Linked DNA regions of Homo sapiens: region 2 is linked to region 1. The links are chromatin loops, found by intact Hi-C in ENCODE. Cell type or tissue: mammary epithelial cell. All regions are shown on one strand. Each heading gives the region's core, and the rest is flanking DNA. Links, peaks and the distances in the headings are about the cores only.

Region 1 (15,451 bases), core at 4,051-12,050:
GTGAATTTCAATAATGTTTTTCACATATTATTGGTACTGTGGATCATTTACCACTGATGATCAGAGTTTCACAGTAGCCAAGAGGTTTTCTCCACTTAGGCAGTTTTGCTACCTTTAAATTTTTAGGAGATATGATTTCTAGCTTGGACACATGTGCCTCAAAAGTACAATCACTTTTAGAAGCAGCTGCTCTTATTGACAAACATTCCAAATAATGTTTTGGAGAATTTGGTGAATGGAATGACCCTACATTTCTCAGATAAACTCACCATGCTAATAATGCTAATCCTATGGATGGATTCAGGACATGGAGCTGCCATAGTCACTATTTCCTTCTCATTTTCTTCTAGCAAATCTGTATATGAGAATGATAACCAACCCCATGCCTAAATTCCCATAAAATCAGCCACCTTTTCCTTCAGAGACAGTGTGATGATGATGTCACCTTGTACAAAGTTAAGGTCTTATCAGCAGTATGTGAAAAAATCGATTTTATGTTTTTTCATCATGTTCAGTCCAGTTACAACAGAAACCAGTCACTGTTAACAAGGATAATTTGAAGTATTTGTGGATTATTTATCCTTTCTCAACCCTCTGGAACTGTTAACATGCTGTTAAACTTATCAGTCAAAGATCTGGTATATGTTCTGGCTAAAGGAGCTGGGTACTTTCAATGGAGAGGTAGGGTGGACATAAGTGTGTAGTATGCTTTTGATCTAATTATGTTGTTTCTATTACTGATGAAGGTTGATGCGTTCTAGATATTGAGAGAGAGACTAAAGTCTTTATTTTTGCCTATCATATTCATTCATTATTTTTTCTGGTTCTTTGATATTATCATCACAGATTGTTTGCCACCAAGGCAATGTGAAATTAAGTAATTCTGCACACCGTGAGTGATGATAATGTATGTAATTCATAAAACTACAATGTTTGTCAGCCAAAAAACAGACTCCCTTGTTCTTCAAGTGGAACTTCTTTGAAAACTTCTGTAATAAATTTCTGGACTTCACTTGAGCAACAAGTAATGGTTTCCAACAAATACATGGAAACTAAAAAACTGCCTCCTGAATGACATGTGGATAACAACAAAATTATGGCAGATATGAAAAAATGCTTTGAAACAAATGAAAATAGAGACACAATGTACCAAAACCTCTGTGATGTGGCAAAAGCAGTGTTAAGAGAAAAGTTTATAGCACTGAATGCTTATGTCAAAAAGATAGAAAGATCTCAAATTAACAACCTAACCTCACACCTAAAGGAACTAAAAAAAACAAAGACAAACTAAACCCAGAGTTAGCAGAAGAAAAGAAATAACTAAAATCAGAGCAGAACTAAATGGAGACCCAAAAAAAACATGCAAACGATCAATGAAATGAAAAATTGGTTATTTGAAACAATAAACTAGACAGATCACTAGCCAGATTAACAAAGAAAAAAAGAGGGCGTATCCAAATAATTACAGTTAGAATGACAAAGGAGTTATTACTACCAAGCTCATAGAAATACAGAAGACCCTCAGAGAGTACTATTAACATCTCTATGCACACAAACTAGCAAATCTAGAGGAAACTGATACATTCCTGGAAACACACAACCTTCCAAGATTGAATCAGGAAGAAACAAAAATTCTGAACAGACCAATAACAAGTCATGGAACTGGATCAGTAATTTTTCTAAAAACATACCAATCAAACAAAGCCCTGGACCAGATGGATTCACAGCTGAATTCTACTAGACATACAAAGAAGAGCTGGTACTGACCCTACTGAAACTATTACAAAAATTCAAGGAGGAAGAACTCCTCCAATAACATTCAAGCTGAGAACCAAATCAAGAACACAATCCCATTTATAATAGCCACAGGAAAAAAAGTACCTTGGAATACATCTAGCCAAGGAGGTGAAGCAACTCTGTAAGGAAGACTACAAAGCACTGATGAAAGAAATCAGAGACAACATTAACAAATAGAAAAGCATTCCATGCTCATGAGTTGGAAAAATCAATATGATTCAAATGTCCGTACTGCTCAAATTAATATACAGATTCAATGCTTTCCTATCTAATTACCAGTAACATTTTTCCTAGAATTAGAAAAACTACTTAAAATTCATATGGAACCAAAAAATTAGACCAAATAGCCAAGGTAATCTTAAGCAAAAAGAATAAAGCCAAAGGTATCACATTACCTGACTTCAAACAATACTACAAGGCTACAGTAACCTAAACAGCATAGTACTGGTATAAAAATATACACATAGACCAATGAAACAGAATAGAGACCCCTGAAAGAAAGTCACACACCTAAACCAACTGATCTTCAACAAAGTTGACAAAAATAAACAATGAGGAAAAAATACCTTCTTCAAGAAATAGTGCTAGGAAAACTGGCTAACCACACGCAGAAGAAAGAAATATTGGACTCCTGCTTCTTACCATGTATAAACATTAACTCAAGATGAATTAAAGACTTAAATGTAAGACCTGAAACTATAAAAAATCCTAGAAGACAACCAAGAAATACTCTTCTAAACAGTGGCCTAGGCAAAAAATGTATGATGAAGATCCCCAAAGCAAATGCCACAAAATAAAAAATAAACAAACAGGACTTAATTAAACTAAAGCGCTTCTGCACAGCAAAAGAAACTATGAACAGAGTAAACAGACAACCTACAGAATGGGAGAAAATATTTGCAAACTATGGATCCAACAACAGACTAATATCCAGAGTCTATAAGGAACTTAAATCAATAAGAGAAAAACAAAAATCCCATTAAAAAATGGGCAAAGGATATAGACACTTCTCAAAAGAAGACATACAGCAGCCAACAAACATATAAAAAATGTTCAACATCACTAATCATCAGAGAGATGCAAATCATAACCACAATGAGATACCACCAGTCAGAATGGCTATTATGAAAAAAATTTTAAAGTAACAGATAGGCCAGGTACGGTGGCTCACGCCTGTAATCCTAGCACTTTGGGAGGCCGAGGTGGGTGGATCATGAGGTCAGGAGTTCGAGACAAGCCTGGCCAATATGGTGAAACCCCGTCTCTACTAAAAATACAGAAATTAGCCAGGTATGGTGGCAGATGCCTGTAGTCCCAGCTATTCAGGAGGCTGAGGCAAAAGAATCACTTGAACCCAGGAGGCAGAGGTTGCAGTGAACTGATATCACGCCACCGCACTCCAGTCTGGGCGACAGAGTGAGACTCCGTCTCAAAATAAATAAATAAATGAAAAATACCAGATATTGGTGAGGTTGAGAAGAAATTCCTGTGGCAGGAATGCAAATTATTAATAGTTCAGCCCCTGTGGAAAACAGTTTGGAGATTTCTCAAAGAACTAAAAATAGAATTACCATTCAACCCAACAATTCCATTACTGGGTATATACCCAAAGGAAAATAGATCATTCTACCAAAAAGATACCTGCACTCACATGTTTATCACAACACTATTCAAAATAGCAAAGACATGGAATCAACCCAAGTGCCTATCAATGGTGGATTGGATAAAGAAAATGTGGTACATATACACCATGGAATGCTATGCAGTCATCAACAAGAATGAAATCATGTCCTTTGCAGCAACATGGATGCAGCTGGAGGCCATTATGTTAAGAGGACTAACACAGAAAAAAAGCCAAGTAAGGCAGGTTCTTACTTGTAAGTGGGAGCTAAACACTGGGTACACATGGACACAAAGATAGGAACAACAGACATTGTGGACTCCAAAAGTGGGGAGGGAGGGAGGGAAAGGAACAAGGGCTGAAAAACTGCCTATCAGGTAGTATGCTCAATACTTGGGCAATGGGATCATTAGAAGCCCAAACCTCAGCATCACTCAATATATCCACAAAATAAACCTGCACATGTACCCCCTGAAACTAAAATTTTTAAAATGTAATGGTTTCCACCTATTTCATTGATTTGTTTTCTTTGTGTTCTTTTGTGTGTTTCACTGATATTTCTATCTGATCATCAATTTTCCTTCAGATTTCTCCAAAGAATCTAATTTATTTATATGTCCATTTTAGTACATTTTTAGAGATGCATTCATATATTTTTCATTGAATGCGCTGTCTCCTCTAATTTGCATATAATCCCGTTATGAAAATTATTTGAACTATTAACAGAAGAAAAATTTTACCAGTATTATCAACATAGGAAACCTAGGGTTTACTTATTTTGGCCACTCCATCTTCCTGCCACTTTTAGGTTGATATACAATATAGTTTTGCATATTAGTTTTCCATAATTTTTTTCATAACTTTTCCTAGGTTTATTAAATTTCACAGCTCAGGGTTGAATTATTCCATAACCTTCTGGTAGAACAGACATGCTTACAAATAATAGCAAGACATATGCAACTCAAAGTTCTCTAGGTGACCAAAGGCTGCCTAGATCCTACTGTAAATGGAACACATTACAGACATTCTTGTCTTTATCTTCAAAGTGCAACCCACAGAATCTAATATGCCTACAGGGGTTATATTTTAAACAAGTGAGTTCAGCAATTTCCAAAGGAATCCACAATGAAATTGTTTGGGGAAATAATGCATCTTCCTCTAGTAAATTGAAAAATATTCATTGACACATTAAAGGCCATGAAAAATCATGCAATTAGGAGAAAAAGAAAACTATTTTAATTCAACCTTAGACTATTCCCTGCCCCCCATGGGTATTCTGTTAACATGTCAAAAACTAGTTCATCACAAAACACAATCTGGGAAGTCCTGATTTCATCTGAAAATCAAAATCGTTTTTAAAATTATTCTCAATGGGGCAGCATCCCCTAAGAAAAGGATTTATTTTCTATGGAAAATAAAATTTTTTTGTCTTAAAAATTTGGTGGTGATGGCTGGGCACAGTGGCTCAAGCCTGTAATCCCAGCACTTTGGGAGGCGAAGGTGGGCAGATCACTTGAGCCCAGGAGTTCGAGACTAGCCTGGACAACATGGTGAAACCCCATCTCTATAAAATAAAATTTAAAAAAAAATTAAAAAAAAAAATTTGGTGAGGAGCCAGGCATGGTGGTTCATGCCTGAAATCCCAGCACTTTGAGAGGCTGAGGGGGACAGATCACTTGAGCCCATGAGTTTGAGATCAGCCTGGGCAACATGACAAAACCCTGTCTCTACAAAAAATACAAAAATTAGCCAGGCATGGTGTCATGCGCCTGTAGTCCCAGCTACTCAGAGGATCGCTCGGGCTTGGGAGGTCAAGGCTACAGTGAGCCATAATCACACCACTGCACTCCAGCCTGGGCAACAGAGTGAGACCCTGTCTCAACAACAACAACAACAACAACAACAAAATAATAATTTAAAAAATACAGGCCGGGCACGGTGGCTCACGCCTGAAATCCCAGCACTTTGGGAGGCCGAGGCAGGAGGATCACGAGGTCAGGAGATCAAGACCATCCTGGCTAACATGGTGAAACCGCGTCTCTACTAAAAATACAAAAAATTAGCTGGGTGTGGTGGCGGGTGCCTGGAGTCCCAGCTACTCGGGTGGCTGAGACAGGAGAATGGCGTGAACCCAGGAGGCGGAGCTTGCAGTGAGCCAAGATCGAGCCACTGCACTCCAGCCTGGGTGACAGAGCAAGACTCTGTCTCAAAAAAAATGAAAAACGAATCTGGTAGGGGCATTTTTGGTTGCTACAATCACAATAATCAGTTGCTACTGATATTTAATGAGCAGTAAGCAAGTGGGCAGGAAGTGGTAACTACACAGAACAAAGAATAGTCTCATCACTTTCAACTCCTGATGGATGGTCATATAAGGGAAAAACGTGTTTATAATTATGTGAGCTTAGACTCTCCATGTTACATATAAACACAATATATTCTTGTACAGCATTGATATGTGCTGAATTTTTCAGGAATGAAAAGTTTGGAACTTTGTAGTTATTCACCATTTCAGAAAATCACACTACTGAAAGAAACACTACTCATTATACTCATTATATTTTAAACATCAATACAACTTACCTCAATCAGTTTGTATACATAGTTGTCTATTTCATGGTGATTCTGTGTACAAACATCTGACTACTTCATTGGGACTTCCAGTGTGGTCATGCCTAAGCATTTACATATAGAAATATCTAATATTTTATTATAAAACAGTTTCCTTTATTGCTTCTTAGTGTGATTTCAGGCATTCTATTTTATTTTTATATTAGATATATAAATAGGTTGTATTGTCCATACATTTTTTTCAGGATAATAAAGTGATTGTTACAAAGTATTTAATTTTAAAAAGGGGGTTGTTCATCCCATTAAGATTGAGAATCACTGTTCTATACGGAACCTTTGGTTTCCTAAAGGTGAGGATTTGAATTAGGACAACTTATGACTGACCAAAAACCTGATTAAATTAAATTGACCCACAAAAATGGTATGGTTAAGGTAGGTATTGGAAGATACTGTATGTTTAAAATAAAACAACTTATCAGCAAGCCATTTCTATGTACCTAGCATTTGATTACACTGGAGCAAACACAAAGAGGTATAACATAGGTCTGCCTGCCTTCACGGAACTTACAGGGTGCTAAAGAAAACAGGCAATAGGAAAAACAAAGAATTACACGTCAGTCACTTTCTAAACATTTGTGAAATAAATGTTCATAATTCCTTCAGCTGTGCATTCTATAATTAAATGGACAGCATCAGCAAGGTGTGTTCACCATGGCAAAGAGGAGACCAGCCTAATACCAAGGGGTTAGGGGCAGGGTGACGTTAGATCCTGGGAGGGACCAGTGAGAGAGAGATGACCGAACTAGATAATGAAACCTTGAAAGCACAGGAGCCTGAACTTAAAGCAATGGACAAAATGAAGCCCCTATAAACTTCTAGGGAAAGTAATAAAGGTGAATTACTTACTGGGAGTCAACTAAACCTCTTTACATTATATTTTTAAAATTTAAATTTAAATTATATTATTGAGAGTAATATATATGACAGACACACTTATGGAGAGAAAGACAGATACAAATGACCTTGGGTAGTTGGGGAAAGGAGTCTGACACACAAAAATGAATTAAGCTTTAGATTTGATGAAATTGAGATAATCAGTCTGAACAGACTGCTTTAAAAGTCAACATAGAAGTAATAGCTGAATCTTTCACCAGAATGAATGAGCTCAGGAAGAAAATGAACATGGCGAAGGAAAGAGGTAGAAAACAGGGCCTTGGGAAACACCCACAGGCTAGGGAACCAAAAGAAGGGCTGGCAAAGCAGCCAAAGAAGGCAAATATGACTTTCCATTCAAATGTTAAAACAATGAAAAGCTTTAGTCTTGCCAGGGGGGTTGCAGAAACTAAAAACATGATAAACCAATCATCTTTTAAGATTTAAGAAAGGTTATGGACCACAGAATCATGATTGTTTACCAATATGTTATGACAGAAATTCCTAAACTTTTAGGTTGATATCAAAGATTATAGCCCTGTATATAAATAACACATACATCCATGAGGGAGGCTATTCTAAAAGGAAGACATACTACCTACAGAAAACAAATCCAGTTATATATAGGTGAGTCAAATGGCTCATAGATACTATTATAAACTCAGAAAATAACAGTAAGCAAAAATGAGCTATAAATTCATCATCAATCATCACTGAAAGTTGCATTACCACAGGATTACTCTGACTCAATCTAATAGGCAAAGAAATTGCCTAAAGGGCAGTATAGCTTTGAGCATAAATTTAGTTGTATGCAATAGCAGAAGCAACTGCAACATAAATCCCTACATTCTTCACAAATTATCCTTTATTTTCTATGTTCATGTGTGAACTGAAGCTATTTATATTAAATGTCTCAACCTTATGAATCCACCTCTAGCAGTTAATTATTAACAGAATAATTAACTGTTTTAGCAGTTAATTATTAACAGAAATTAACGTGCCATCATGACTAAACATTCCCAAGATTAAATGCTAACTACAGTTGCCATCTAAGAATGTGAAGAACTCTACAAATAGGATATCCTGTGTCCCAGTTTGCCTGGGACAGTCAGTTTATACCTGCTTTTCAGGAAGGATCATTAATAGTACCCCCTTTCACTCTTAAAGTATGGATGGTAAATCACATGGACCCTATATCGATGAAGACAAGCACACAGGAAATTATTATTTTCTACTTCATGTTTATTCCTAATTTACAAAAATATCTGTCATATCCTATGAACATCCATTATAGTTGCTAGTACTCATAGAATGCTGCTCATACTTTCAGAAACTAGCCCTGAAACAGCTAGGGACTGCCTCCTAGTGGTGGGGTGAGTCTCGGATGTCCCTGACCCCTTGACAAAACAACATTTTGTCAAGCCTAGTGAGGTTCTCCCATACCTACCAATCAGCTTCGAAGGGCTCTTTCCATCCCATACTTTTCCCTCTTGTGCTTAATAAGCTCTTATGTTTCCTCATTCAAACCAAGCTAATGAGAAGTGTATCCCAAATATGACTTTCTCCACAGATGGAAATTTTTACTTTATAGAAAAAAATAGGCTTGATTTCCTGTAAGATCAGGAACAAATCAGGGGTGCCTGCTTTTGTCACTTCTATTCAAAAAGTACTGGATTTCTAGCCAGAGCAATTAGGGAGGAAAAAGAAAATTACAGGCATTCAAGTTGGAAAGGAAGAAGTAAAACTATCTCTGTTTGCAGATGAAATGATCTTCTGTATTAGTCTGTTTTCATACTGCTACAAAGAACTGCCTGAGACTGAGTAATCTATAGAAGAAAGAGGTTTAATGGACTCACAGTTCAGCATGGCTGGGGAAGTGTCAGGAAACTTACAATCATGGCAGAAGGTGAAGGGGAAAAAAGGCACCTTCTTCACAAGGTGGCAGGAAGGAGGAGTGCCTAGTGAACGGGGAAGAGCCCCTGATAAAACCATCAGATCTTATCAGAACTCACCCACTATCTCCAGAACAGCATGGGGGAAACTGTCCCCATGATTCACTGACCTTCACTTGGTTTCTCCCTTGAAACATGGGGACTGTGGGGATTACAATTCAAAATGAAACTTGGGTGGAGACACAAAGCCTAACCATATCATCTTCTATGTAGAAAAAACCCTAAAGGATCCACATAAAACCCAGGCATGGTGGTTCATGCCTGTAATCCCAATACTTTGGATGGCCAAGGTGAGAGGATCACTTGAAACCAGGAGTTCAAGATCAGCCTGGGCAACATAGTGAGACCCCATCTCTACAAAAAAAAAAAAAAATTTTCAACCTGTCAGAGCTAATAAACAAATTATGCAAAGTTACAGGATACAAGATCAACACACACAAAAATCAGCTGCATTTCTACAGATTAGGAGGAAACAATACAAGAAAGAAGAAAATAATTTCATTTATAACATTATCAAAAAGAATAAAATGCAACCATTAGGAAGACTATTATTAAAAAAACAGAAAACAATAAGTGTTGCTCAGGATGTGTAGAAATTGAAACCCCTGTACACTGTTGGTGGGAATGTAAAATGGTATAGCTGCTCTGGATAACAGTACAGTGGTTCCTCAAAAAATTAAAAATTAAATTACCATATGAACCAGAAATTCTACTTCTAGGTACGTACACAAAAGAATTAAAGCAGAATCTCAAACAGATATTTGCTGTTATACACTAAATTGTGTCCTCCTCAAAATTTACATGTTGAAGTCCTAACCCTCAGTACACCTCAGAATATGTCTCTATATTTGGAGACAATACATTTAAAAAGGTAATTACGGTTAAATGAGGTCACATGGATGGGACTTAATCCAATATGACTGGTGATCTTAGAAGAGGAGACACCAGAGATGTGTCCACATAGTGAGAACATGACCATCTGCAAGCCAAGGAGACAGGCCTCAGGAAAAACTGACCCCGACAACACCTTGATCTCAGACTTCTAGCCTCTAGAACTGTGAGAAAATTAATTGCTGTTGTTTAAGCCACCCAGACTGTGGCATTTTGTTATGCTGCTCCTAGTGAACTAATACATTTGTACACTCATGTTCAGAGCAGGATTATTCGGAATAGCTAAAAAGTGCAGGCAACCCAAGTGTCATCTACCAGTGATACATATATTGTTTATCTCATATATATATCATATATATATCATATATATATATACCCACACAATAGAATATTATTCAGCTTTAAAAAGGAATAAAATTCGGCCGGGTGCGGTGGCTCACACCTATAATCCCAGCACTTTGGAAGGCCAAGGCAGGTGGATCACGAGGTCAGGAGATCAAGATCATCCTGGCTAACATGGTGAAACCCTGTCTCTACTTAAAATACAAAAAAAAAATTAGCCAGGCGTGGTGGCGGGTACCTGTAGTCCTAGCTACTTGGGAGGCTGAGGCAGAAGAATAGCGTGAATCCAGGAGGCGGAGCTTGCAGTGAGCCGAAATCGCGCCACTGCACTCCAGCCTGGGCGACAGAGCGAGACTCCATCTCAAAAAAAAAAAAAAGAAAAAAAAAGGAATAAAATTCTGACACATGCTACAACATAGATGAACCTTGAGGACATTATGTTAAGTGAAATAAGCCAGTCACACAAAGACAAATATTTTATGGTGCCACTTATATGAGGTAATTAGAGGATTCAAATTCCTAGAGACAGGAAGTAGAAGGGTGTGTGCCACAGGCTGGGGGAGGAAAAATGGAGAGTGGTTGTTTCATAGATACAGAGTTTGTTTTGACAGATGAAAGGAGTTCTGGAGACTGGTTGTACAACAACGTGAATACCTAAATTGAACTGCACACTTAAAAAATGGCTAAGATGGTTAATGTTATATGTATTTTACCATAATTAAAATTTGGTTTAAAAAATAAAATACTGAGGAATCAATTTAGCAAAGGAGGTGCAAGACTTGTACACTGAAAACTACAAAATTTTGCTGAAAGAAATTAAGGAAAACATAAATAAATGGAAAGACATCCAATGTTCATGAGTTGGAAGACTTAATACTGCTAAGATAATACCACCCAAAGCAATACACAGATTCAATTCAAAGACCCAATAGCATTTTTTGCAGAAATAGAAAAGTCCATCCTAAAATTTATATGAAATTCCAAAGGTCCCAGAAGAGCAAAAACAATCTTGAAAAAAAATGACAAAGTTGGAGGACTTGCACATTCTGATTTCAAAAGCTACAAATATGCCTTAAATATACACAATAAAATTTATTTTTTAAATGCTATAAATAATGGAAAAAGTATAGTACTGGCATAAAGACATACATAAAGACCAATGCGATAGACAGCCTAGAAATAAACCTTAGAGCACCTTGTCAAATGATTTTTGACAAGGATGCCAAGACCATTCAATTGGTAAAAGACAGTCTTTTTCAACAAATGGTGCTGGAAAACCTGGATATCCACATGCAAAAGAATGAAGTTCTCTTACTTTACACCACATACAAAAATTAACTCAAAATGGATCAAAGACCTAAATATAAGACCTAAAATTACAAAACTCTTAGGAAAAAAAAAGGGAGAAATCATCATGACACTGAATTTAGCAATAATTTATTGGATATGATACCAAAAGCACAGCCAACAAACTAAACAAATAGATAAATTGAACTACTTCAAAATATACTCTCAGCAGAGTGAAACAGCAACCAACAGAATGGGAGAAAATATTTCCAAATCATATATCTGATAAGGACTTAATATCCTGAACACATACAGAATTCCTACAATTCAACAACATAAAAACAAACAATCTGACTTTTAAAATGGACACAGGACTTAAATAAACCTTTCTCCAAAGAAAATATACACATGGCCAACAGGCACATGAAAAAGATGCTCACCATTACTAATCATTAGGAAGATGAAAGTCAAAATCACAATGAGATACCACTTCCTACCCATTAGGATGACTATTATTAAAAGGAAAAAAACAAGTGTCAGCAAGGACGTGGAGAAACAGGAACACCTGTGCATTGCTGGGGCGGGGGGAATGTAAAATGGTACAGCTGCTATGGAAAATATGACGGTCCCTCAAAAAATTAAAAATAGAATTACCACATATTCCAGCAATTCCACTTTTGCGTATATACCCGAAAGAATTCAAAGCAGAGGCTTGAACAGACATTTGTACACCCATGTTCACACCAGCATTATTCACAACAGCTAAAAGGAAGACACAACCCAAGTGTCCAACAAAGGATAAATAAACAAAATGTATATATGTATACAATAGAATATTCAGCCTTAAAAGGAAGAAAATTCTGACACACGCCACATGAATGAATCTTGAAGACATTATGCTAAGTGAAATAAACCAGACACAAAGGGATAAATATTGTATGATTTCACTTACATGAGAATCTAAAATAGGTAAATTCACAGAAAGGGAAAGTATATTAAGGGTTTCTAGACTCTGGAGGAAGGGGAAAATTACAGTTCATTGTTTAATGACACAGAGGTTCTGTTTGGAATAATGAAAAAAAAATTGGAAACAGACAGGGGTGATGGTGGCACAATATTGTGAATGTAATTAACACCACTAAATTGTACACTTAAAATGGCTAAAAGGGGCCAGGCACAGTGGCTCACGCCTGTAATCCCAGCACTTGGGGAGGCCAGGGTGGGCAGATCACCTGAGGGCAGAAGTTCGAGACAAGCCTAGCCAACATGGTGAAACCCCATCTCTACTACAAACACAAAAATTACCCAGGCATGGTGGTGTGCACCTGTAGTCCCAGCTACTCAGGAGGCTGAGGCCAGAGAATCACTTGAACCCAGGGGGCGGAGGTTGCAGTGAGCCATGATTGCGCCACTGCACTCCAGCCTGGATAGCAGAGTGAGACTTTGTCTCAAAAAAAAAAAAAAGGCTAAAATGACAAATCTGTATTTATATATATTTCACTAAAATAAAAAAAGAATTTAAAAAGGCATGAATTTAGGCTTTTATTTGGATTGATATGATGAAATGTGAATAATCTGAATTCACTCATCCATTTAGTAATTCTTATTTTTTTTTATTTTTATTTTTTTGAGAACAGGTTTTGCTCTGTCACCCAGGCTGGAGTGCAGTGGCATAATCACAGCTCACTGCAACTCTGAACTTCCGGGCTTAAGCAATCCCCCCATTTCAGTCTCCTGAATAGCTAGGACTACGAGCACACACACCACACTTAGCTGATTTTTGAAAATATTTTTGTGGAGATGGGGGTCTCACTACGTTGCCCAGGCTGGTCTTGAACTCCTGGCTTCAAGCAACCCTCCCATCACAGACTCCCAAAGTGGTGGGATTATAGGCATGAGCCACTGCCTCTGGACTCACTGGCATCCCATATAGCACATATTATGTTGTAGGCACTTTGCTAGACTCTAAAGTGATAAACAGACACTTATGGTAATGTTTTTGTTGTCGCTTTTTGAGACAGGGTCTTGCTCTGTTGCCCAGGCTGGAGTGCAATGGCACAATCTCAGCTTACTGCAGCCTCAACCTCCTAAACTCAAGCAATTCTCCCACCTCAGCCTCCTAAGCAGCTAGGACTATAGCGGGCACCACCATGCACAGCAACTTTTGTTTATTTTTTGTAGAGACTAAGTCTCACTATGTTGTTGCCCAGGTTGGTCCCGAACTCCTGGCCTCAAGAAATCCTCATGCCTCGGCCTCCCAAAGTGCTGGGATTACAGGCATGAGCCATTGCACCTGGGCTGTGATAATGTTTTCACAACATTAATAATCATTAACAGTTTTTGGGTTTTTAAAATTTCAACTTTTCTTTTAGATTCAAGCGGTATATGAGCAGGTTTGTTACTTGGGTATACTGAGTGATGCTGAGGTCTGGGATACAAATGATCCACCCAGGTAGTGAGCATAGTACCTAATAGTTTTTCAACCCTTGCCTTTCTCCCTCCCTCCTACCTCTAGTAGTCCTCAGTGTCTATTGTGCCATGTTTAGCTCCCACTTGTAAGTGAGAACACAATATTTGGGTTCCTCTTCCTATGTTAATTCACTTAGAATAATGGCCTCCAGCTGCATCTATGTTGCTGCACAGGACATGATTTCATTCCTTTTTGTTTTTGAGACAGAGTCTCGCTCTGTCTCCCAGGCGGGAGTGCAGTGGCGCGGTCTCGGCTCACTGCAAGCTCCGCCTCCCGGGTTCACGCCATTCTCCTGCCTCAGCCTCCCAAGTAGCTGGGACTACAGGTGCCCACCACCACACCTGGCTAAGTTTTTGTATTTTTAGTAGAGACGGGGTTTCACCATGTTAGCCAGGATGGTCTGGATCTCCTGACTTCATGATCTGCCTGCTTCGGCCTCCCAAAGTGCTGGGATTACAGGTGTGAGCCACCGCACCCGGCCGATTTCATCGTTTTTTATGGCTGCATAGTATTCCATGGTATATGCATACCACCGTTGATAGCCACCTAGGTTGATTCCATGCCTTTGCTTAATGATAGTTAACTGTTTTTGAACGTTCTTACATACTCCCAACAAACTTATGGGTTAATTTATATGATTATCCTCATTTTCCTGATGAAGAAACTGGAGGCTTACAGAGAATAGGCAACTTGCGAAAAGATCACTGCTCAACTATGTATTCTCAACCATTATTCTGCCAGCAAGTGTATTTGCTACTATGAGAGTACATTAGCAATGCAATTAAATTAGTCACCTAGGATTTTAGGGATGTCTAAGCAAAAATTTGAAAGCTAAGTAGGAATTTTGGTAGGGCAAAGGTTATAAGTTAAATAAGAAAATGTTTCTAGGCCAGGTGTGGGAGCTCACGCCTGTATTCCCAGCACTTTGAGAGGCCTAGGCGGGAGGATCACTTGAGGCCAGGAGTTCAAAACCACTCTGGGCAACACAGCGAGACCCTGTCTCTACAAACAATTTAAAACTTAGCCAGGCATGGTGGTGCATGCCTGTAGTCCCAGACAGTTAAGAGGCTAAGGTAGGCAGATCACCTGAGCCCAGGAGTTCAAGGCTACAGTGAGCCACGATTGCACCACTGTACTACAGCCTGGGTGACAAGGCGAGACCCTGTCTGAAAAAAAGAAAAGAAAAGAAAATGTTTCTAACAGTGGGCACAAAAAGCCTAGAAGAAAAGGCAGAGGGGATTCGGGGAACTTCAAGCAGCTTAGTGAAGGAATATCTTAAAGTGTCAAAGGTAAACTGTCAGAGATGAGACTGGAGTAGTAAGTACAACAAAGAGAGGTTTAGTTTTGGCTTTGGCTTTACCTATTGTGAAATAAACCACCACAATGTTTAGTGGTTTAAAACAACAACCATTTTGTTATTTGTCATTATTCTGTGGATTGATTAGGTTCAGTTAGACAGTTCTATAACTCCATATGATGCTGCCTGAGGCTGAAGTCATCTGAGGGTTTCACAGATGTGGAACATCAAAGATGGCTCTCTCACACATATGGCATCTTGTCAGGGACATCTAGAAGGCTAGATTCACC
Region 2 (15,451 bases), core at 2,407-10,406, 350 kb before region 1:
CACCTACAGAGCTTTTAAAAGAGGCCCACCCAGACCAGTTACATCAGAATCTCTGGAGGGGAGGGAGTATCAGTATCTTTTACAGGTTCCCTAGGCGATTTTCGTGGGCATCCAAGTTGAGAACCACTGCTATACAGCAAACTTAAAAAAAATGTTTTTTAAGCCATCTTTTTTACATAACAGACCATGAAAAGGATAAAGCCCACATACTGAACCAAATGCGAGTTTTAACAGTAGATTCTAAGTAGAAAATTGGCTTACCAAGCAGCTGAAAACAAAACAAAACAAAGGAAACATAGAAATAAGCTCTCTGTGACTGAATTATGTGATTTTCAGAGGAGAAACATTTTTAAATTATTTTATGGATATTAGAAAACTGCTGGTCTAATTTCACACCACAGAACTCTAAACAACAGTCCACACATATATTTTAGACGTAGTCTCGCTCTGTCACCAGGCTGGAGTCCAGTGGCGCAATCTCAGCTCACTGCAATCTCCGCCTCCCAGGTTCAAGTGATTATCCTGCCCCAGCCTCCCAAGTAGCTGAGACTACAGGCATGCACCACCACGCCCAGCTAGTTTTTGTATTTTTAGTAGAGACAGGGTTTCAACATGTTGGCCAGGATGGTCTCGATCTCTTGACCTCATGATCTGCCCGCCTCGGCCTCCCAAAGTGCTGGGATTACAGGCATGAGCCACCACGCCCAGCCCAACAGTCCATATCTTAATTAGAAGAACAGAACAGAGAGAATTATGTAGTCTAAGAAAAAATTCTTTTGAAAAATATACAGTAAATAGTACAGAAAAAAATTTTGTCAGTAAATTCATTTAAAAATATTAATATATTTTAATGTTCTCTATGTAGATCATCACATATAACATGGTAGTTGTTTTCATTTGAATTTCCACATACTCTTTCTTTTATTTTTCAACTTATTTTAGAATTGGGAGGTACTTGTGCAGGCTTGTTAACAAAGGTATATTGCAGGTTGCTGTGGTTTGGGGTATGATCGAAACCATCACCCAGGTAGTGAGCATAGTACCCAGTAGGTAGTTTTTTAGTCCTTGTCCTCCTCCCTCTCTCCCTGCTCTACTATTAGTCCCCACTGTATATTGTTTCCCTCTTTATGTCCGTGTATACCCAGTGTTTAGCTCCCACTTATAAGAGAGAACTGTTGTATTTACCTTTCTGTTCCTGCATTAATTCACTTAGTGGCCTCCAGCTGTATCCCTGTTGCTAGAAAGGACATACTTTTGTTCTTTTTTATGGCTGCATAGTATTTCATGGTGTGTGTGTGTGTGTGTGTGTGTGTGTGTGTGTGTGTGTGTGTGTGTATAACATTTTCTTTATCCAGTCCACCATTCGATGGGCACCTGGGTGGATTCCATGTTTTTGCTATTGTGAATAGCACTGCAGTGAATTTACAGGTGCACACGTCCTTTTGGTAGAATGATTTATTTTCTTTTCAGTGTATACCCAGTAATAGGATGGCTAGGTCGAATGGTAGTTCAACTCTTAGTTCTTTGAGAAATTTCCAGACTGCACTCCACAGTGGCTGGACTAATTTACATACCCACCAACAGTGTGTAAGTATCCCTTTTTTTCTGCAGCGTCACCAATTTCTGTTATTTTTTGACTTTTAACAAAAGCCATTCTGACTGGTGTGAGATGGTATCTCATTTTGGTTTTGATTTGCATTTCTCTGATGATTAGTGATTATGAGCATTCTTTCATATGTTTGTTGGCGATTTGTATGTCTTCTTTTGAGAAATTCATGTCCTTTGCCCGCTTTTTATAGAGGTTATTTGTTTTTTGCTTCTTGATTTGTTTATGTTCCTTATAGATCCTATGTATTAGACCTTTGTTGGATGCACAGTTTACAAATATTTTCTCTCATTCTGTAGGTTGTCTGTTTACTCTCTTTATAGTGTTTCTTGCTGTGTAGAAGCTCTTTAGTTTAATTAGGCCCCTCTTAATTTGTGTTTTTCTTGTATTTGCTTTTGAGGACTTTACCATAAATTCTTTGCTAAGACTGATATTGAGAAGGGTGTTTCCTAGGTTTCCTTGTAGGATATTTATAGTTTGAGGTCTTACCTTTAAGTTTTTTAAGTGAATTAATTTTTGTTTAATTTAATCGTGAATTAATTTTTGTTTATGCTGATAGGAGGGGTTCCAGTTTCATTCTTCTGCACATGAATAGCCAGCTATCCTAACACTATTTATTGAATAGGGAGTGTTTTCCCCATTGCTTATTTTTGTCAAGTTTGTTGAAGAACAAGATGGTTGTAGGTGTGTGACTTTTTTTCTGGGTTCTCTATTCTGTTCCATCTCTAGGTTGCTTTGGGCATTATGGCCATTTTAACAAGAATGATTCTTCCAATCTCTGAGCATGGAATGTTTTTCCATTTATTTGTGTTGTCTCTGATTTCTTTCAGCAGTATTTCGTAGTTCTTATTGCAGAGATCTTTTACCTCCCTTGTTAGCTGTCTTCTTAGGCATTTTATTCTTTTTGTGGCTATTGTGAATGGGATTGCAATCTTGATTTGGACATTACTGGTGTAGAAAAATCTTGCGTGATTACCCTGGCAAGGACTTCCAGTACTATATTGAACAGGAGTGGTGAGAGTAGGCATCCTTGTCTTGTTCCAGTTTTCAAGGAGAATGCTCCCAACTTTTGCTCATTCAGTATGATGTTGGCTGTGGGTTTGAAATAGATGGCTTTTATTATGTTGAGGTATGTTCCTTCGATACCGAGTTTGTTGGGTGTTGTGAAAGGATGTTGGATTGTATTGAAAGCCTTTTCTGCATCTATTGAGGTAATCATGTGGTTTTGTCTTTAGTTCTGTTTATGTGACAAATCACATTTATCGATTTGTGTATGTTGAACCAACCTTGCATCCCAGGGATAAAACCTACTTGATTGTGGTGAATTAACTTTTTGATGTACTGCTGGATTTGGTTTTCTAGTGTTTTGTTGAGGATTTTTGCATCTGTGTTCATCAGGGATATTGGCCTGAAGTTTTCTTTTTTTGTTGTGTCTCTGCCAGATTTTGGTATCAGGATGATGCTGGCTTCGTAGAATGAGTTAGGGAGGAGTCCCTCCTCCTCAATTTTTTTTTTTTTTTGGAATAGTTTCAATAGGATTGGTACCAGTTCTTCTTTTTACGTCTGGTAGAATTCGGCTGTGAATCCATCTGGTCCAAGGCTTTTTTTGGTTGGTAGGATTTTTATTACTGATTCAATTTCGGAACACATTATTGGTCTGTTCAGGTTTTCACTTTCTTTCTGGTTCAATCTTGAGGGGTTGTGTGTTTCCAGGAATGTATCTATTTCCTACAGATTTTCTAAGTTTTATGCATGGTGATGTTCATAATAGTCTCTAAGGATCTTTTGCATTCCTCTGGGATCAGTTGTAATGTCATCTTTGTCATTTCTGATTCTGCTTATTTGGATCTTCTTTCTTTTTGTCTTATTAATCTAGCTAGCACTCTATTAATCTTGTTTATTCTCTCAGAAAACAACTTTTGGTCTCATTGATCTTTTGTATGGATTTTTGTGTTTCAATTTTGTTCTGTTCTCTGATTTTGGCTTTCTTTTCTACTGCTACCTTTGGGGTTCATTTGTTATTTTTTTACTAGTTCCTCTAGGTGCAATGTTAGATTGTTAATTTGAGAGCTTTCTAACTTCGTGATGTAGGCATTTACTGCGGGAAATTTTCCTCTTAACATTCCTTTCACCCAGAGATTTTGTATGTTGTGTCTCTGTTTTCGTTGATTTCAAAAAATTTTAAAATTTCTGCCTTAATTTCATTGTTTACTCAAAAGTCATTCAGGAGTAAGTTGTTTAATTTCCATGTAATTTTGTGGTTTTGGGAGAACTTTTGGTATTGATTTCTATTTTTATTGCAATGTAGTCCAAGTGTATAGTTGGTATGATTTTGATTTTTAAAAAAATTTATTGATACTTGCTTTATGGCTAAGGAGGTTGTCAGTTTTTCAGTGTGTCCCTTGTGCAGATGAGAAGAATGTATGTTCTGTGGTTGTTGGGTGGAGTATTCTCTTATATGTCTATCAGGTCCAATTGGTCAAGTGTTGCAATTTAGTCCAGAACTTCATTTTTAATTTTCTGCCTTGATGATCTGTCACATGCTATCAGTGGGTTGTTGAAGTCTCTCTATTATTGTGCGGCTAAGTCTTTCACATAGGTCAAGAAGAATTTGTTTTATGAATGTGGGTGCTCCAGTGTTGGATGCATATATATTTAGGATAGTTAGATCATCTTGTTGAATCGAACCTTTTTTTATTGTTATTATGTAATACCCTTCTTTGTCCTTCTCGACTATTGTTAAAGTCTGTTTTATCTGATGTAAGAATAGTGGCCCCGGCTCTTTTTTGATTTCTGTTTGCATGATAGATCTTTCTCCATAGTTTCTTTCCCCTTTCATAGATCTTTCTCCTTAATTTGAGCTTGTGGGTGTTGTTAAATGTGAATTGGCTCTCTTAAAGACAATAAACACTTGGACCTTGTCTTTTTATTCAACTTGCAACTCCATGCCTTTTAAGTGGGATGTCAGGACCATTTACATTCAAAGTTAATACTGATATGTGAGATTTTGATGCTGTCATTGTGTTACTAGCTGGTTGTTTTGTAGATGATGTTTAGTTGCTTTTGATGTGTAGTTGCTTTATAGTATTTGTGGGCTATGTGCTTACTTGTGTTTTTGTGGTAGCAGGTATTGTTCTTTTGTTTCTATGTTTAGCACTCCCTTAAGGACCTCTTGTAAGGCTGGTGTACTGGTAATGAATTCCCTTAGCATTACTTGTTTGAAAAGGATTTTATTTCTTCTTCACTTATGAAGCTTAGTTTGGTGAGATATGAAATTCTTGGTTGGAATTTCTTTTCTTTAAAGTTGCTGAAAATAGGCCCCTAACCTATTTCTTCTGCCATTTGTTTTGTTTTGTTTTTTTTTGAGACAGAGTCTCACTCTGTCACCTAGGCTGGAGTGCAGTGATGTGATCTTGGCTCACTGCAACCTCCGCTTAAACTGGGTTCAAGCGATTCCCCTGCCTCAGACTCCTGAGTAGCTGGGACTACAGGTGTGCGCCACCACGCCCAGCTAATTTTTGTAATTTTTAGTAGAAATGGGGTTTCACCATATTGGCCAGGCTGGTCTCGAACTCCTGACCTCATGATCCGCCTGCCTCGGCCTCCCAAGAGTGCTGGGATTACAGGCGTGAGCCACCATGCCCGGCCTCCTCTTTTGCCTTTTAAGTTTCTGCTGAGAGGTCTGTTGCTAGCCTGACGTAGTTCCCTTTGTAAGTGACCTGACCCTTCTGTCTAGGCCCCATTAAGATTTTTTCTTTGATGTTGACTTTGGGCAATCTGAAGAGTATGTGCCTTGGGGATGGTTGTCTTTTATAGTATCTTGCATGGGTTCTCTGTATTTCTTGAATTTGCATATCAGTCTCTCTAGGGAGATTGGGAATGTTTTCTTGGACTGTATTCTCAAATATGTTTTCCAAGTTGCTTACTCTCTCTTCTTCCCTCTGAGAAATGCCAGTGAGTCATAGGTTTGATTTCTTTACATAATCCCATATTTTGTAGAGGTTTTACTCATTTTTAAAAATTCTTTTAAAAATTGTTTGTCTTACTGAGTTGATTTGAACTGGTCTTTGAGTTCTGAGATTCTTTTCCTAGTTTAGTCTATTATGTTGTTAATGCTTCCAATTGTATTTTGAAATTCTTGTAGTGAATTTTTCAGTTTCAGAAGTTTAGTTTGGTTGTTTCTTAAAATGGCTGTTTTATCTTTCTACTCTTGAATCATTTTACTGGATTCACTGGGTTCTATTGGGTTTCAACTTTCTGCTGAATCTTGATGAGCTTCATTGCCACCCAGATTCTGAATTCTATGTCTGCCATTTCTGTTGCTTCAATCTGGTAAAGAACTGTTGCTAGGGAGCTAGTGTACTTGTTTGGAGGTAGGGGGACACTCTGACTTTTGAATCACCAAAGTTCTTGTGCGGATCCTTTCTCATCTGAGCGGGCTGGTATTGTCTTTTTGGATTTGCTGTCGTTGAATGGGGCTTTTTGTTTTTATATAATTTATTTCCCTTGAGTTTTTAACTGTGGTTCAAGTTGAGTATAGTCAATAGGCTTTGTTTCTGGATGCTTTCAGAAGGCCAAGTGTCTGCACAGGATCTTCATGTGTGGCTAGATTCTTGCTCTCGGTTTCACAAGCTATGTATACTGGAAGAGTATTTTTTGTGTTGTAATTTAGGCTGCAATCCAGTAGATGGCGCTTAAGAGTAATGACTGGCAGATAAGTTCTTAGCCACGTGGCTCTTGTATTTCAGCACATTCGCAGCATCTCTCTGTGGTGTAGGGGGAAAGATAAGCCCCTCGCCAGATCCATTCCCGGGCCTTGGGGATCCCCCTCCGATCACTCGCACCGCGCCCAATACCTTTGTTAGGTATTCTAGGCCTCAGGCTTTCTTAGATAGGGGCTGTGGCTGGCAGACAGGCTATACCCTTCCCAGATAACCCTGTGGAGGGAGGCATGCCCCAGGCCCACACCAGCCCACGAATACCCATGTTTCACTCTTCTGAGTGTTCTGAAAGTGGGAGCTCTTCCCCCGCTTACATGCTGGCCACAGATCTCAGCTTGGCTCCCCTGAGCTGTGTGCTGTAACCCTGGGGGATTGGGACTGGGCCTGCAGCTTCGCTCTCTGGCCCCTGGTTTGGGTACCGGCCATATTGGGGCAGTCAAAGTGCTCCAAGGCCACCAGCAAAGCACTCAGGCTGGGCAGTGGAGGCTGTGCTATGTACACACTCTTGCAGGAGTGGCCAAGCGGGGCCTTGGGAGGGGCTGGTGGACAACGAGGGTGTGAAGAACAGTCATGCCTCAGTCTTATGAGAAAGACAGTCCTCTTCTCTCCTGGCTCAGTGGTCAGTTGGGGGATAGAACTACCTGGAGGAAAATGGAGAACCTATGACCACATTTTGCTGCAGCTGCCCCACTTACAAGGGCTGACGCACACCCCCTCTCCCACCCCCGCCCCCAACACACACCGCGCGCCTCCCTGGGCTCCATGCTGGCTGAAGCTTTGTCTCTGCTTACTCTCTGGGCAGATACCCCTGCCAATTCAAACGTGTATGGGGGTTGTGGGATCTCTTGTAGCTAGAATCCCAGAGGTAAGCGGCGAGAGAGCGTTCCCCTGCCATCACTTCACTCACCCCTTCCTTAGGAGCTGTTCAGGGCCAGGATTGCTGTCCTGGTGCTCAGCAGTCCTATGCAGGGTTCCTAGTTTCTTCCATCTTCAGCTTCGTGTCTATATCCCTCTCTATTGAATGTCAGTGTTTTTTCTCTGAAGATCTGTTCCAAGTACCTTGGCTTACTCAATATTTTCGTCTCTCTCAGTGGTAGAGGTACGTCCTGGCTGTGTCTAGTTGGCCATCTTATCCCTCATTAATCTCCACATACTTTTAATATTTCTTTTTGGAAAGTTATTACCATCCTCCTAGAACTAGTATTTTATTCATTTGCTTTGTCACCTAATTCATTTGTCAACAAACACCTTCAGCTTGAACCAACTTTTATCAGTAATGTGAACCAGTATCAATCACGTGATGGCAACTTATTCTGCCCTTTAGTATCTAAGCAGGTACTTTAACTTTTCAGATGTGTAGACTTGATAATGCTTTCTGAGTATGGTGGTAATTTCATGATCTCTTACTCAGAACAGGTCCTTGAATTTGTTTACCAAATTAACCAAAAATATATAAGCAGAGCTATTAAACCTTAAAATATGTTGTCAGGGAAACATAACATTATGAAAACAATTTTCCCATAAGAAGAAAAAACTAATTTTCCAGGGATTTTTCAAGAGCAGTAACTTATGGGAAAGTAATAATGTAACCAACTATTAATGTAATTTGTCACAATAGGCATTCAGAAGGCATTATAAATGCATCCAACTGTAAAGGCAAAATACTTAAGAAACCTGTCTTCCCCAAAAATGCATATACTGTGTTAGCTTTCAACCAGTGACAAAGATATTCTGCTTTAGGGATGGCAATTTTTAAAGAAACCTCTTTATTATAAAATAAAGCACACATAAAACCACACAAAATAAATGCATAGTTTAATGAGCTATTACAAAGGAAACACTCCTGAAACCACCACCCAAGTGAGGAAATAGAACTGTGCAGGCACCCAGAAGTACCTCCATGTGCTCTGTCATGATCTTAACCTCTTCCCTGTCCTCCAAAGTAACTACTATCATGACTTTTTATCACTTTCTTGTATACCCATATAGCTTTTATCACCGAGTGTGCATCCCCAGAAACCATAGTTTAATATTAGCCACTTAAGACATTTTAATGTATATCTTAAATCTCTTTTAATGTAGAAGTCCCCCATCCATCCTTTCTTTTTCTGTAAAATTTGTCTGTTGAAACTGTAGTGTCCCACAGTCTGGATTTTATTGCTTGCATATTCATGTTTGGTTCAATATGTTTCTCTGTTATTTGAAAATTCCTCAAGTTAGTAGTCAGTTTTGGCAAGACTATATGAGATGGTGTGTCTTTCGTCAGGAGGCACATAATTTCATATTTTCTCTCAGTTCTTTCTCTTTTTTGATGTTAGCAGCTATTCAATGTTCAATGCCTAGATCCATTAATTCATTAGGGTTGCAAAATGGTAATATTATAATTATGTTATTTATTTTTCATTGATTACTTGGGATACTTCTATAAAGAGACACTTCCACTCAACTCCTATGTGTTTCCCAATGGTTGTACTTATATAGGGTAAACAGGACAAATGTCTGTTTATTTTCTATTTACCAGTTTTTGAGATAATGAATTGATTCTCTAGTACTTTCTGAAGGTGCCCTGTTAGCTTTTGTTTTTAAAATAGCATTATTAATTCATGAATTTTAATACATTTGATTTGATGGGGTCCTAAATTATAATTGTAATCCTTTGGAAGCTCAGATTGTCCCATCTTAGGCCAGTGGGAGGCTCTTCAGGTTGGCTGTTCTTTTTGTATGGCCTCAGCAGTCTTGGGTAGCTTCTCTGCTATCTGGTGTGATAGTATATTCCTTGTTTATCTTGTATATTTTCTGCCCCACACCTGGAATTAGTCATTTCTCCAAGACACTGTGGTTTCCTTTTTAATGGAAAATGGTATTTTACGCCTGAGTCAGGGTGTTAGGGATATTAGGCTGTTGTTTTTGGGTTGATTATTGTTTCTAGGTTTCTTCAGTAGAAAGAGTTGGAGATTTTATACATATACATATTCGTAATGAGTCCATGCCAACACTTACAACTCAAATTCAGGACTACAGAGTTTTTAATTTAACCTCTTCTGTATTACATTTATATCTCCTTCTTTCTGTATCAAAAATCCTAGTTTGTAGGGACACGGGATGAATAGGAATATCCCATAATTTCTCATTTACTTTAACCCACAGTACACACTTAACAGTTTCAAGATAATCATGCTATTACTACCACTACATGTAATGTTCTCTTTCTTTTAATCTTCATCTAGTTGTCTGTAGGTTTTGGGTTTTGCCCTTTAGTTTAACTGTCTGTTTTATGTGGGGACTTAGAGACATTAAAAATCTGTAGTACTCCTCGTGACAACTCTCCAGAATTAGGGATGCCGTGTTTATGGTCATGATGAACACCTTTAGTTTGAACCAACTTTTTGTGAAAGCTTAAGGCCTGTGTTTAGATTCACATTTTTGCATGTGGATGTCCAGCTGTTCCACCACTATTTCTTGAGAAGACTATCCTTTCTGCATTGAATTGCCTTTGCTACTTTGTCAAATATCAGTTGATTATATTTGTGTGGGTCTATTTCTGGGCTTTCTGTTCTGTTCCATTGATCTATTTGCCTGTTTTTTTAATGAAATAAAGTTTTTAATATATTGTGTTGACTGTTATAACAACTAGTTCTGTGGATTGGAGGATTTTATTAATATAAACATAATTTGTAACTTTCACATGCCCAAAAGTATGCATAAGAAAATGCTTATACTTACTAGTAAATATGTATGTTTTTCTAAACTTTTCTTTTTATTCTGGTAAGACATTTATATATTTATCCTGTATACAAATGACAGATTTCATTGAAAACGATTACAAATAAGAGAGGTATCCATTTGAAAACAATTGCTACTATTTTGTTTTTAATTGATAATTTGAATAAGTAAAGATGTAGAGCAATAGGGAACTCTCATTCACTATTATGGTAGAGTAAATCAGTAAACTTTAATGGAGAGCAGTTTAGCAATAGGTAATATAATTGAAGGTGAGTGTCCTACACTAAGAAAAACTGGCCCATGTGCACAAAGAGGCATGTACAATAGTGTTCATAGCATCACTGTAATAGTAAAAATACATTAGAAACAACTTAAATGCCTACCAACAGGAAAATGAAAACATCTTGTGGTGAATTCAGAGGGTGGAATGCTCTACAGCAGTTTAAATGACTGAACTAGAGCTATGTGATCATGTGAAATCTGAAAAGAATAAGTTGAGCAAAAAAATTACAGTATGACAAAATACAATAACATTTACATAAAATTTTAAAACATTCAGGATAATGCTATAACACATTGTTCTTGATTGATGATGAAGTAGTAGTATGCATAGGATTAAATACCAAATTCATAATAGTGTTGCATCTGGGGAGAGAGGCAAGGGAATAGGATTTGGCAGGCCTTAACTTTATCTATGATATTTCTTTCATTCTTTTTTTTTTTTTTTGAGATGGAGTTTCACTTCTGTTGCCCAGGCTGGAGTGCAATGGTGCCGTGTCGGCTCACCACAACCTCCACCTCCCGGGTTCAAGTGATTTTGCTGCCTCAGCCTCCCGAATAGCTGGGATTACAGGCATGTGCCACCATAGCCGGCTAATTTTTCTGTTTTTTTTTTTTTTTAAGTAAAGATGGGGTGTCTCTATGTTGGTCAGGCTGGTCCCAAACTCCTGACCTCAGGTGATCTGCCCACCTTGGCCTCCCCAAGTGTTGGGATTACAGGCGTGAGCCACCATGCCTGGCCAATATTTATTTCATTAAAAGAAATGAAGCAAAAGGATAGTATTTCATGAAACTGGTTTTCACATTTATCATATTATTCTGATTTTATGTGTTTTGAATGCATCATGGTAAAAAAGTAAAAATAAAGTGTACCTTTTAAAAAAGTAAAAATAAAGTGTACCTTTTAAAAAAGTAAAAATAAAGTATACCTTTTATCTCCTGTTTCTAAAAATTTCCACAAAGTAAGGAGGGAAATAGATTTCAGAAAAAAATTCTGCTGATAAGCTAAGAACTTTTGGTTGCTGCATAATATTTTAAATGATTGTAATAGCAAAAAATATGTAATAGCAAAAAATAATCGAAACATTAAATGTTTACCTACAGGAAAATGAAACATCTTGGTTACTTACTGGCACTTACTGGTGAAAGTTTTCAGTTCCAGAAAAGGCCACTCTTTAAGTAATTTTTTTTCCTGATTTATATATCAGGTGACCTTAAAAGGATTATAATAGATATATTCCATACCTGAAACATGAAACATGAGGATCTTAAGCCTATCTCTGACTATTGTTTTTCTGCTTTTTGTGTTTTCCTGATTTTAAATATCTTCCAGAGATTGGCGTCAATCATGTTGACTGATTATTTTTCTTCCATCTTTGATGGCATTTGGATCAATTCTAACTACATTTTTCAAATGTAGCTTTTTAAAAATGAAAATGAATCATTTCAGTGATGCATTTTTCAGCAGGTTTCAACCTTAAATAAGACAATGTATGACTGATTTATAGTTGGCTGAAACAATCACTTTAAGATACACTTAAGGGGCCGGGCGCAGTGGCTCACACCTGTAATCCCAGCACTTTGGGAGGCCAAGGCCAGTGGATCATGAGGTCAGGAGTTCAAGACCAGCCTGGCCAAGATGATGAAACCCCGTCTTTACTAAAAATACAAAAATTAGCTGGGCATGGTGGTGGGTGCCTGTAATCCCAGCTACTCGGGAGGCTGAGGCAGAGAATTGCTTGAACCCGGGAGGTGGAGGTTGCAGTGAGCCAAGATCACAGCACTGCACCCCAACCTGGGTGACACAGTGAGACTCCATCTCAAAAAACAAAAACAAAAACAAAAGATACACTGAAGGATAAACTACTACCTTGTTCATCTTTGAAATTGGGAAATCCCAGGACTTTTAGGGACTCTTTATCTTTTCTACTCTTTGTTAGTTTGAATTTTTCAGTTCTCACCATTTCTTTCTTTACCACACAGTTTTCTTTAAAAGCAAAAAAACAAACAAGAAAAACAAAACACTGGACGCTGGCCATCCGTTTCTTGTGTAACAGTCTTCCCTCCCTGGCCATTTTTAATACTGCGTAGCCTGTGGTTTAGCTAACTCACTGCCTGTGTTTCTGTGCTTTTCTTCTTTGTCCTACCCTATTGCCTTAGAATTAAAACAGAGATATTTTCCTTTAGATTTTTAGACTTTCATCAGACTTTTCACCTCATAAAAGTTTTTTCTTCTTCCTTTAATTATCTATACTGTTTTTCCCCTTCTTACTGTTTGCCTTTTCACCATGCCTTTGTTAGAACTTTTTACCCTGTTCGTTATCACAGGCATTCTCTTTTGAATTCTAATGACCAGTTCCTGAAATCCCCAACATGTATTTTAAGACTCTTTAGTTATTAGATTTCAGAATTCACCAAGTCTAGGAAGTACCTGAAGACAGGATTAAGACCAAGAACCCAGTAAGTGAAGGAATTCTTGATCATGAGGTTTGTTGATAACAATAAGCATGCCTCATGGAAGATGGGAGTAGACTTCAAATTAATCTTGATAGATTACACTAATGTCACCAACCACTATCCTATCTTTTTGGATTCTTCTTTCTCCTTTGTGCTTTTGTTCAGATCGTTGTCATTTAGCATTTCTCCCTTCATTACACACCATATATTTCGTTCTTTTTTCTTAGCATCATATCTTGGACTTGGTCATCTCTTGACTAGTAATTCAACCTAAGCTGATTTTGGGAGAAAAACCAGCTGCATGAATATAAGATGAGAGATGTCTTAGTATGGACAAGTTTGGATTTTTAAAAGTCTGGTTTTTTCTAGGTATTTTCAATAACTACATAATTCTATTTGATGTTTTCACCTTCTTATTTGCAAGGATCTGCTAACAGAAAGTCTTATAGCTAGGAAATATATTCACATATTTTTGTCTTTATATAGTTCTTTAGTCAACAGAGTATACTCTAATAACTTTAAAGCTGCTAAAATGCAGGTATTTGCACTTTATCATCTTGGTCTATCACATTAGCATTTTCCTAGAAGAACTGAATGAATTTTCTTCTATTGATTGCCATATTTTATCTGAGCCCATTTTTATTGATGATTGTCCATTTCTCCCTACTTTTTAAATACAAAATGTCTTATTTCAAAATTTTAATTGAAATTCCAATCTACTTTTTCTTTCAATTAAAAATATTACTATAATTTAATATATAAATATATATTAATATTAATATAATTTAATATAATATAATTTGATGTCATTTCAGTCTTCTTGATCAACTTAAACTTTTGCACCAAGGGTCTGTGCTGTGTGAATCAAATTATTTATAAACATTTCCCTGTGCAGATTTATTATCTCTATATGCTTATTCTTGTTTCTTGTTTATTATAGTACATGATACCTTTATCATAGCAGTATACAAATTTATTATTTTCATAGACATTATTTTCATTATTTCATAGACATAGAAACAGAAATATTTCATTCTAATAATATTGGTTATCTTTAAAAATCACATTGTTAAGTATGAATAAAAATAAATTTAAAATTATGAAATTAAAGATGAAATGTATATTTTATTTGAAATGTATTCCATCAATAGTGTTTTATTGAGCTACTACCATATGCCAACTACAGGGTTAAATTTCATAAATCAATTAAATGAGTTTAATATTAACTTCCAAGCTACATCCTTACTATGTTTAAAACAGTTTGCACTATATAAATATCAGCCATAAATTCTAAATAACCAAATATGGATTTTATTTAGTGTCTGTGTTTTTCATTCTTTTTTTGTTTCATTCTGCTCTTCTTGCCAAATAATCCAGGGCTTTCTCATTAGAAACAACAATAATAGCCGCTATTTACTCAGTGCTCCTGTCCCCTGCATTTAGTTACATTATTTTTAATTTGTGCAGCAATCTTGTAACACAAGTGAATAAATCCTTATTTTAGAGATGAGAAAACTTCAGTTCTAAGAGATGATCTTGCTCAAGATCCCAGCATTCTCTATTGTCAAAACAAGGGGTCAGGCCCTGTTATTTGCCTTTTTAACTGTACGGTGTTGTCTGTGGCTGTTATACAGGGTCAGGTCCAACTTGGAATTATATTCTGAACCCAAGTATTTAAAATACTTTAAACATAAAAGTATTTTGGGCCAGGTGTGGTGGCCTACACCTGTAATCCCAGCACTTTGGGAGGCCAAGGTGGGCAGATCACGAGGTCAGGAGTTCGAGACCAGCCTGGCAAACATGGTGAAAACCCGTCTCTACTAAAAATACAAAAATTAGCTGGACGTGGTGGCGGGGACCTGTAATCCCAGCTACTCGGGAGGCTGAGGCATGAGAATCGTTTGAACCAGGGAGGTGGAGGTTGCAGTGAGCTGAGATTGTGCCATTGCACTCCAGCCTGGGCAACAGGGCGAGACTCCGTCTCAAAAAAAAAAAAAAGTATTTTTGGTGTTAATGCTAATGTCATATCCAAGTGTGGTGGCTCGCACCTGTAATCCCAGCACTTTGGGAGGTTGAGGCAGGTGGATCACTTGAGGTCAAGAGTTCGAGACCAGCTGGGCCAACATGGCGAAACCCTGTCTCTATTAAAAATACAAAAATTAGCTGGGTGTGGTGGTGTGCACCTGTAATCGCAGCTACTCGGGAGGCTGAGGCAGGAGAATCACTTGAACCCGGGAGGCGGAGGTTGCAGTGAATGGAAATTGCACCACTGCACTCCAGTCTGGGTGACAGAGCGAGACTCTGTTTCAAAAGAAAAAAAAAAAAGGAAAAAAAAGATTTCATGCAACAGCATAGGACGAACTTAGTTTTCCTTTTTATCTTCTATATAAACAGATGCAAAACTAGCAATAATGTTTTGTATTTGTATAATTTTTGTTTTGAGGAGATAATTTAGTTTTTATTTGGTTCATTTTAGGAATTTTTTTCATTTACATTTACAAAGCATTATCTTTATTTTTAGTACAAATCAATCAATAAAAGAATGAAGCATCTTTATGAGAAGTCAGCTTATTAAGAACTTCCCCTTCCAAACTTTTTCAACCATTCAGAGCAAAGTTACCTATATTATTAGCTACTGGACAAAAAGCACAAGCTTCTTTCTTTT

The links. Peaks named below come from ENCODE experiments on the same cell type or tissue, not always from the same donor. Only the 100,000 strongest peaks of a DNase experiment are listed, where the experiment ranks them.
Region 2: a loop joins it to region 1, with 4 times the contacts of the local background. A loop is called at or near these places in 4 of 110 quality-filtered maps.

What each region holds. Positions count from the first base shown.
Region 1 is chr2:63,071,897-63,087,347 of GRCh38, reverse strand. It overlaps the pseudogene LOC100420499. Among named protein-coding and RNA genes, the nearest start is that of OTX1, 29 kb to the right of the region's middle. RefSeq lists an enhancer at 8,100-8,394. In mammary epithelial cell, for the core only: a CTCF peak has its summit at 8,296 (motif pointing left); no DNase peak of the experiment used is centred there.
Region 2 is chr2:63,415,861-63,431,311 of GRCh38, reverse strand. All of the region lies in intron 9 of WDPCP (WD repeat containing planar cell polarity effector), which reads left to right. Among named protein-coding and RNA genes, the nearest start is that of WDPCP, 160 kb to the left of the region's middle. RefSeq lists an enhancer at 6,196-6,315. In mammary epithelial cell, for the core only: a CTCF peak has its summit at 6,294 (motif pointing right); no DNase peak of the experiment used is centred there.